Linked DNA regions of Homo sapiens: region 1 is linked to region 2. A link is a contact called in ENCODE Hi-C or POLR2A ChIA-PET data. All regions are on one chromosome and are shown on one strand. The core of a region is the stretch at or near the end of the contact, and the rest is flanking DNA. Distances in the headings are between cores, read along the strand shown. Region 1 overlaps IL2RA (interleukin 2 receptor subunit alpha). Region 2 holds the start of LINC02656 (long intergenic non-protein coding RNA 2656).

What was found. Hi-C counts contacts between places; a loop is a spot of excess contacts on that map. ChIA-PET counts read pairs that join two places held with the same protein, here RNA polymerase II (POLR2A). Pooled maps may share reads with other maps.
Region 1: a pooled map shows a loop between it and region 2 (3-fold over the local background). The contact joins the enhancer-like site here to the promoter of LINC02656 in region 2. A Hi-C loop is called at or near these places in 3 of 37 single-sample maps with no recorded cell type and 9 of 50 pooled maps. POLR2A ChIA-PET finds 5 or more read pairs at or near these places in 5 of 52 experiments (CD4-positive, alpha-beta T cell, CD4-positive, alpha-beta memory T cell, activated B cell and 2 more).

What each region holds. Positions count from the first base shown.
Region 1 is chr10:6,043,474-6,047,061 of GRCh38, reverse strand. All of the region lies in intron 1 of IL2RA (interleukin 2 receptor subunit alpha), which reads left to right. Among named protein-coding and RNA genes, the nearest start is that of IL2RA-AS1, 9.9 kb to the right of the region's middle. Within about 2 kb of position 1,576, at least 3 of the 41 ENCODE cell types and tissues checked have a DNase peak (open chromatin) inside an H3K27ac peak, as active enhancers do.
Region 2 is chr10:6,348,563-6,352,389 of GRCh38, reverse strand. It overlaps LINC02656 (long intergenic non-protein coding RNA 2656), which reads right to left and starts at 2,074. Exons shown (of 1, transcript NR_148966.1): 1 at 1-2,074.

The DNA of each region.
Region 1 (3,588 bases), core at 327-2,826, 300 kb after region 2:
CTTTGTCCCTTTCAGTCCTAACATTCTGTGGCTTCATAACTACTTGTCCCACACCCGAGTAAAAAGCAGGATCTTCTCAGCACTGTGCTGAGGAAGTCTTTAAACCTTCCAGTAGGACATGGGATCCCTGCCTGCATCTTAAGTTCCCATGTCCTTAGGAAACGTGGCCACCTTGGAATTCAGCTCTCCAAGAAGCCCAGTGTGAATGCCCATTGCAGGAGCATCTGAGCTCACCCCCACTAACCCTGAGGTATCTGTTGAAAAGAATAGAACCCACCCACTGAAACTATCAGAGATCAAATGTTGTGTGTTGACTAAGAATTTGTGTTAAGGCAGGGATAGTTGAGCACCAATGCTTTCAAGGAACTCTGGAGAAATGCAAGCCTGTATTTCCTCTCAGCATGGCTGCAGAAGAGGGCCAGGGCAGCAGACAGGCATTTTGACCCACTCACAGATGAATACAAAGACTAAACTCAGCAAAAGCCTTGAGGTTGCATTTATGTGTCTGAGAACAGTCCCTGGAGCACAGGCATGGGCTTTTGGTACCACGTAACCTACAACCGTAAGCTCTCTGCTCTATGCTGTCCACTCCATCAATCCCACAGTGCCTGAAATGTCATTGTCTTACCCGATGTCTGGGGTAGCATCTGTGAACACACGGATTTGACACTTTTATGATGCTGTTTGTCTCTACTGAACCCTTCTTAAGCAAAATCACAGTAGACTAGCAGATCATGGTAGTATCTGAAAGCGCCAGGACCCCAGAACCTCAATCAGTGCTCCCCACTTCCCATGGTTTTCTCCCTGTGTTTCCACATTTGGATTGTCATTGTCTGTGAAAAGGCATGATCCCTGTCAACAACACACAGTGTATGCAATGTGTGTCTTGTGTAAAACGGAGTGTGAATTCTTGAGAGCAGGAAGGAAAAGGGGTACAAGAGGTTCCCCTGCGAGATGGGTGAGGAGCAGGGCAGAGTGAGCCTGGCTGCTGGGAACCCCTGAGGAGAGCTCTGGAGAGGGTTCTGGACACGTGGGCTTGGTCAGCCTGACAATTAGGATTTGTGTTAACAGGACCGGCCCTCACCTGACACCAACTGGACTGAGGTTCCCAGGAGAAACTCTTAGCATCATGACTTTGGAGGTTGCCATCATTTTTGATGACTTTTTCTTTTTCCTTCTTTTCTGTTTCCCTCTTGTCAAGTTTCTACCTGTAAGTTATACTTACTTATTCTGTGTTTCTTTACAGTCTCAGGGGAAATTCCGTTGAGTTGAAAATTTCCTCAGCTCCTCGCTCCAGTTTCTCAGAAGAGTCTCTCTCCTTGCAGAAAAGACTGTGGGTGGGAGTCACCAATTTAGCATATTTCTACTAAAAATATGACTCCATCCCAAGAAATTGGTTTTAAAGATTTGAGGAAAAACTGCTTTTAGATTTCAGAGAAAGAAAAAGAGTGTGTTTCTACTTCCCCCTTTTAAATCTGATAACTTTTATTTTAATCAGGTTGACATTCTGTGGTGAGCTTGTGGTTAACTCTTTCATGCCCGGAAGCCTGTTGTCGACCGAGAAGACTCCCAGGATTAGAACATAACCAGCGCCCAACATTTCATTTGCAGAAGCATCTGAGGTCCCAAAATGTGATGGTTTAGCGGCAGCTGCTTGTAGGGGTATTTTTGGTTTCCTGCTTCTTTTTTCCCTTCTAAGTAAAGACAAAATAACTAGATCCCTCCACCCCACCACCCCATCATTTCGTTGTTGTTTAACAAGTGTTGAGTAAGGCACAGTTGTTCTCCAAAAGGGTCTTACCCTGTGAGTTACTCATTTTAGGGTTACGGAAACTCTGACTATTTGACCCAGTCAACCAGGCCTCAGAAACTGTGGGTCAGATAACAAATAACTCATGGTGCTTCTGTGCTAATTACTGCAGAGATGTGTCCAAGTGCTCGGAGATCTCCTCCTTGAAGCCAAGGTCTCCTCCTTGAACCACACCGCCTTCTTCTCCTTTCCCGAGGGAATCAGGCAACTTTTCTTTGATGACAGCAACTTCCTTAAATCCCCCAAGCCCTGAGACAGGCACTTTACTTCTCCCACATTTCCTTCAACATTTGTGCTTGCTGAATGAAACAAGGAAGGTGAATGTTTGCTTGAATGAACCAATCAATGGGTAACAGCACCAGTGCTAATGCTAATACACTCAACTACTCATTCAGAACCTACCATGGCCCAAGGCTTGTGCTCTGCTCTTGGGTGCTGATCCAGCAAAGAGTGGGTGGAGGGGGAGTGGGAGGTGAAGTCCCTATACCACCACTTATATTTTGCACTGTCTTATTTTTTCCTCTGGTCACATGCATACATAAATTTTATATCTCTGTAATTATGCCATTTAAAAATCTTCCTACTGAGGTAGAAGTTGGGACTCAACCCCCGAGGCAGGGCTCAGACATCGGACAAAATTGAGGACTAGCAAAAACAGGATTGGGGCAGAAGCAGCTTTCCATAAGACATGCTCATGAGTGTGCCATGTCAGTTTACCATTGCCATGGCAACACCCAGGCGTTCCTGCTCCTTTCCATAGCAGTGACCGGATGACCCAAAAGTTACTACCCCTTCCCTAGAAATTTCTGCAAACTGCCCCTTAAACTGCGTGTAATTAAAAGCAGATATAAATATGAATGCAAAACTGCCCTGACCTACTACTCTCTGCCTATGTGGTCGCCCTGCTCTACAGAAGCAGTCACGGAGCTGTAGCACAGCCGGAACTATAACATTGCCACTTCAATAAAGCTGTTTTCTTTTATTCTACCACTGGCTTGCCCCTGAATTCCTTCCTGGGCAAAGCCAAGAACCCTTGCGGGCTAAGCCCCACCTCGGGGCTCGCTTGTCCTGCATCACTACCACCTTCTCTAGGAAGATGCTCTAGGCTTAATCATTGTGTTGAATTCAGCTGCTGAGGACTGAGAGGTGATTTGGATGATTGACTTCATAAATAAAATTGGGAGTTAGACTTTCCCCGCTGTGGACTTGCCACTGAGTTTGGGGAGAGGGGGGTTTCTTTCTCTGATAAAGTTCCACATCCACAGACAGAAGGAAAAGGCCCTGAACTAATCACTTCCTTTGGAAGAAGCTTTGGTAAAGAATTAACATTTGGGAGGTTGTCAAGAAAAACCTATTTGTTCTATAAATATTTAAAAATTATTAAAATTTCAACCAATACAGAAAAACACAAAGATTAATATAACCAACATGTGCCCATCATCAGGATTCAGTAAATGTTTACAGTTTACCTTGGTTGTTTCATGTCCTTTTTGTTTATTTTAAATACATGCTCTTGTCGTGCGTGATGGCTGATGCCTGTAATCCCAGCACCTTGGGAGGCCGAGGCAGGTAGATCACCTGAGGTCAGGAGTTCAAGACTAGCCTGGCCAACATGGTGAAACCCCATTTCTACTAAAAATACAAAAATTAGCCTGATGTGATGCAGGCGCTTGTAATCCCAGCTTCTTGGGGGGCTGAGGCAGGAGAATCACTTAAACCTTGGAGGCAGAGGTTGCAGTGAGCCCAGATCTCGCCATTGCACTGCAGCCTGGGTGACA
Region 2 (3,827 bases), core at 825-3,324:
GTATTTACCTCTGATAATTTCTCAAAAGTCTTCTTAGTTTGAGCACTAACATTGATTCTCTAGTTATGCTTGCTACACAGAATACAGGGCATCTATTTATCTGAAAATATTCATTATCCCATATTGTACTAGAGCCATATCCATTCTTTATCTGACACATCTGAAATTAGTTGTTATTTATCTGAAATTCAAATTTAATTTGATGTACCACATTTTAATTTGAGAAATCAGACAAACCTAGTTCTTAACATACCACCTTCACAAGACAGCCTGGCTAGAATACTCCACTGGTCTCTGAGCAAAAGCCTAATCCCCTTAAAGAGTCTAAGCCCATTAACCTATAGCAGCCAAACTGAGTGCTGTAAACAACCTCTATTTTTGAGCTCCTGATCTTCTCCATTAGTCAAGACAAATTAGAAAAACAATAAGAAAGAGAACAACCCATCATGACAATGGAAGAACCAGGCCATGATCTTTCCAAGCACAAACTGCAGCATTTTAGCATCTTCCCAGCACTGCTTCCCTGTCTATCCCTACCTGTCCTCCCCTGCCTCTGACATTAGTCATCATGATGCCTTCCTGCTTCTCCAAGGGACTCAGGATCTGATCCTTGCCTCCCCATCCAACCACCTGCCTGCCTGCCTGTCTCCCTCTCTGCACTCCAGCCAGCTTGCATGTCTCTTCGTTCCTCCCCTGCACCAGGCTCCTTCTTGCCACAGGATCTTTGCACATGCTCTGGCTTCTGCTTGGAAAGCCTTCTCTGTCTCCTCCTCCCTCCTCCCATTCCTTGGTTAACTCTTAGTCATCCATCATCACAGCTGCAAAGTCACTTCCCTAGGGAAGCTGTCCCTTTTTGCAGGCTGGTCAGCTTCCTCGGATCTAAGCTGTTAAAAGTTCTGTGTATTTTCCCTTCTCTACACTTACCATAGTTGACATTTTATTTTTGCTCTGGGATTATTTGGTTAATGTGCTAGAATCAAAACTCCAGAAGGGCCAGAACACTATGGCTTTTTTTGTTATCACTATGTTCCCAGCACTCAGCAAAAGAAAAATAAAAAACCAGACCCTCATTGTCACCTAATGGTGGTACTGTAATTCTCTCATTCCTTCCAAATGTATCAGCTGAATTTTTCAATAAAGAAGACATTTCCCTTATCAGCTCTTCCGTAACTGTGAGGTACAGTTTATACAAGAAAAGCAGAATAAATGCTTGAATTTTCCCCTTCTATTTACCAGTTTTCAGAATAATCAGAGGTGACAGACTCCTCCAAAGGTAACAAATGAGTTTGGTTTTACCGTTTTGAGTATTATGAATTCATGGATGTATACATGTTGATGTGTTTCAGTCCACTAAAGTCATTATTCTTTGGGATGCTCAAATTGTCTCATTGTTGGCCAGTAGAAGCCTGGGCCCTTTTGCCATGACCTCAGTTGTCTTTAATAGCTGTCCGGCTTGTATGACAAGACATTCTTGGATCCCCTTGTACAGCTCCTGACACCAATCTGGTTCAGCTATTTCTTCAAGAAGGCCTGGTTCCTTGTACATTCTTATTCACCTGTGGTTTCAATTCCCTAGTCTCTAAAAGAAACACTACAAATAGAAATTCTGTTCTGATTTTTCTCCTGTACAGCGGACCTGTATACCTAACAGATGACTGGGCATTGCCATCTCTGCCCACAACACACATCCTGAATTTGACTTGTTTGCACATGAAGTCATCATCCCTCCCCAAGATGGGCTCTCTATTATGCCTTCCTTGGGGATCAGTACTTGGAGTCGGGTCAGGGCAAGATACTGTTAGTGACATGTGGAATTCAGCCACACCATCATGAGAAGGTCCTCTCTGTGTGTTCTGGCTAAACCAGCCTTCTACCAGGTTAGCACGATTCTGGGCTTTGCAACATTCATGACCTGTTTGAGGGCACTGAAGGAGATGCTCAGCCACATCCCTTAATTTGCATGAGCCTGTAGGAAAAATATGTTTAAGAAGTCTGGCTGTCTGAGCAGGCCAAAGGAGAAGATGGAAGAGAAGGTGGTTTCCTGAAAGCATGAAGCTGTATCTGTTCATATTTTGACACCATCCCAGGAAGAAGAGGCTGAGGTAGGAAAGTACAGTCAGCTCTGGGAGTTCCCTCTGGAGAAGCTGGCTATGAGACGTGGAAGAAGCTCCCCAGCTGCAGTAGAAGGCACGAGAAGGTTTCAGGCTTTCCAGGTGGGCGTAGAATGGGCAGCAGCACAGGCATAACCTGGAGTGGCACAGGTGCCAGGGAAGAGGGCAGACGCCATGCGTGACATAGCAAGGGGATCACACCGCATCCATTGTGCATGAGACCACTTTTCACCACCCAGGCGACTCAAGGAGATAACTGGATGGGTGGTTCCAGGAAAAGAATGGACATCCTGCTAGGCCATCATATGCTGTCTCAGAGCACTGAGGTTTGATAAATGTGGTGAATTTGGAGGCACTCACAGCTGAGTCCCAGCACAGAGTGGGCACATAAGCAACACCATTTTCTCATTGCCCAAGCCAGCCCCTGCCCACAGCACCTCCACTTCCCAGAGCCACACCCAATCAATGGCCAACTTATGATTCTAATCTTGAATGTCTGTCGAGATCTTTTCCTTCTCCATCACTAAGCTCTCTCCTTTAAGTAAAAATTTTTCTCCTGGAGGAATGCCTCCTGGCTGATGCTTCTGCAAATCACCTCACTTCTCTTCAAGCCCTCCTCTGTTACAGACTATTCCAAATTTTTTTTTGTTTTTTTGTTTTTTTGTTTTTAACTTTTGCCTACCTTGTCGGCTCACGCCTGTAATCCCAGCACTTTGGGAAGCCGAGGTGGGTGGATCACCTGAGGTCAGGGGCTCTAGACCAGCCTGGCCAACATGGTGAAACCCTAGCTCTACTAAAAATTCAAAAATAAGCCGGGTGTGGTGGTGGGTGCCCGTAATCCCAGCTACTCAGGAGGCTGAGGCAGGAGAATCGCTTGAACCCAGGAGGCGGAGGTTGCAGTGAGCCAAGATCGAGCCACCGCACTCCAGCCTGGGTGACAGAGTGAAACTCCATCTTAAAAAAAAAAAAAAAAAATGCCTACCTAAATCTAACGTAAAACTTTGAGCTCACTCTGAAATATATTCATATTTACTTACAAGGGGAAAATGCCCTATGAACTGAAAATTATGTGTATTTTAGAACATACACAAAAGAGAAGTTAAAAGAAAATGAGAAAAATAAATAGATGTGATAATACTTTATTTCATTACTCCGATTAATAGTCTTACCAAACTCACCCGAAGACTGCCTGCAAAGTTCTTGAAGGAGCTTGGGATTGTAGGTGCTTTTGATGTTTTATTCAGACTGGACTAGATGCTTTAACCCTGAAGGTGCATCTTACGTATCTAAAAAAGACTTCCCTTAGGGCTAAACATAACAGAAAAGTGATGAATGAAGGAATCTGTCCAACATGTCATCTTTGATTGAAGATAAATACATTCATCTTATGGTTCTAGCTCTATTAAATTGAGTCTGTTTAATACACCCTGTCTGCAGCTAAACTAATTATTTCAGGCTGGATTTTCAATTTCTTACCTAGCCCTAGGATAAAACACAGAGTTGAATGGTTACGTAATCACCAGGTGCCGCTCAAGTGGTGATTTTTCAAATCAAGTATGGATCTCAAAGAAGAGAAGCAAATAACAACAGAGATACTTCTTGTGCTAGGGCCCTGGTTGCAGGACGGTGTCCCACCAGGCTACAGCTCTTAAATGGCAGAGCTGCTGCTGACACCTCTGTCGTTCTTGCAAGATCAAATACCAACTGCGTTGACTT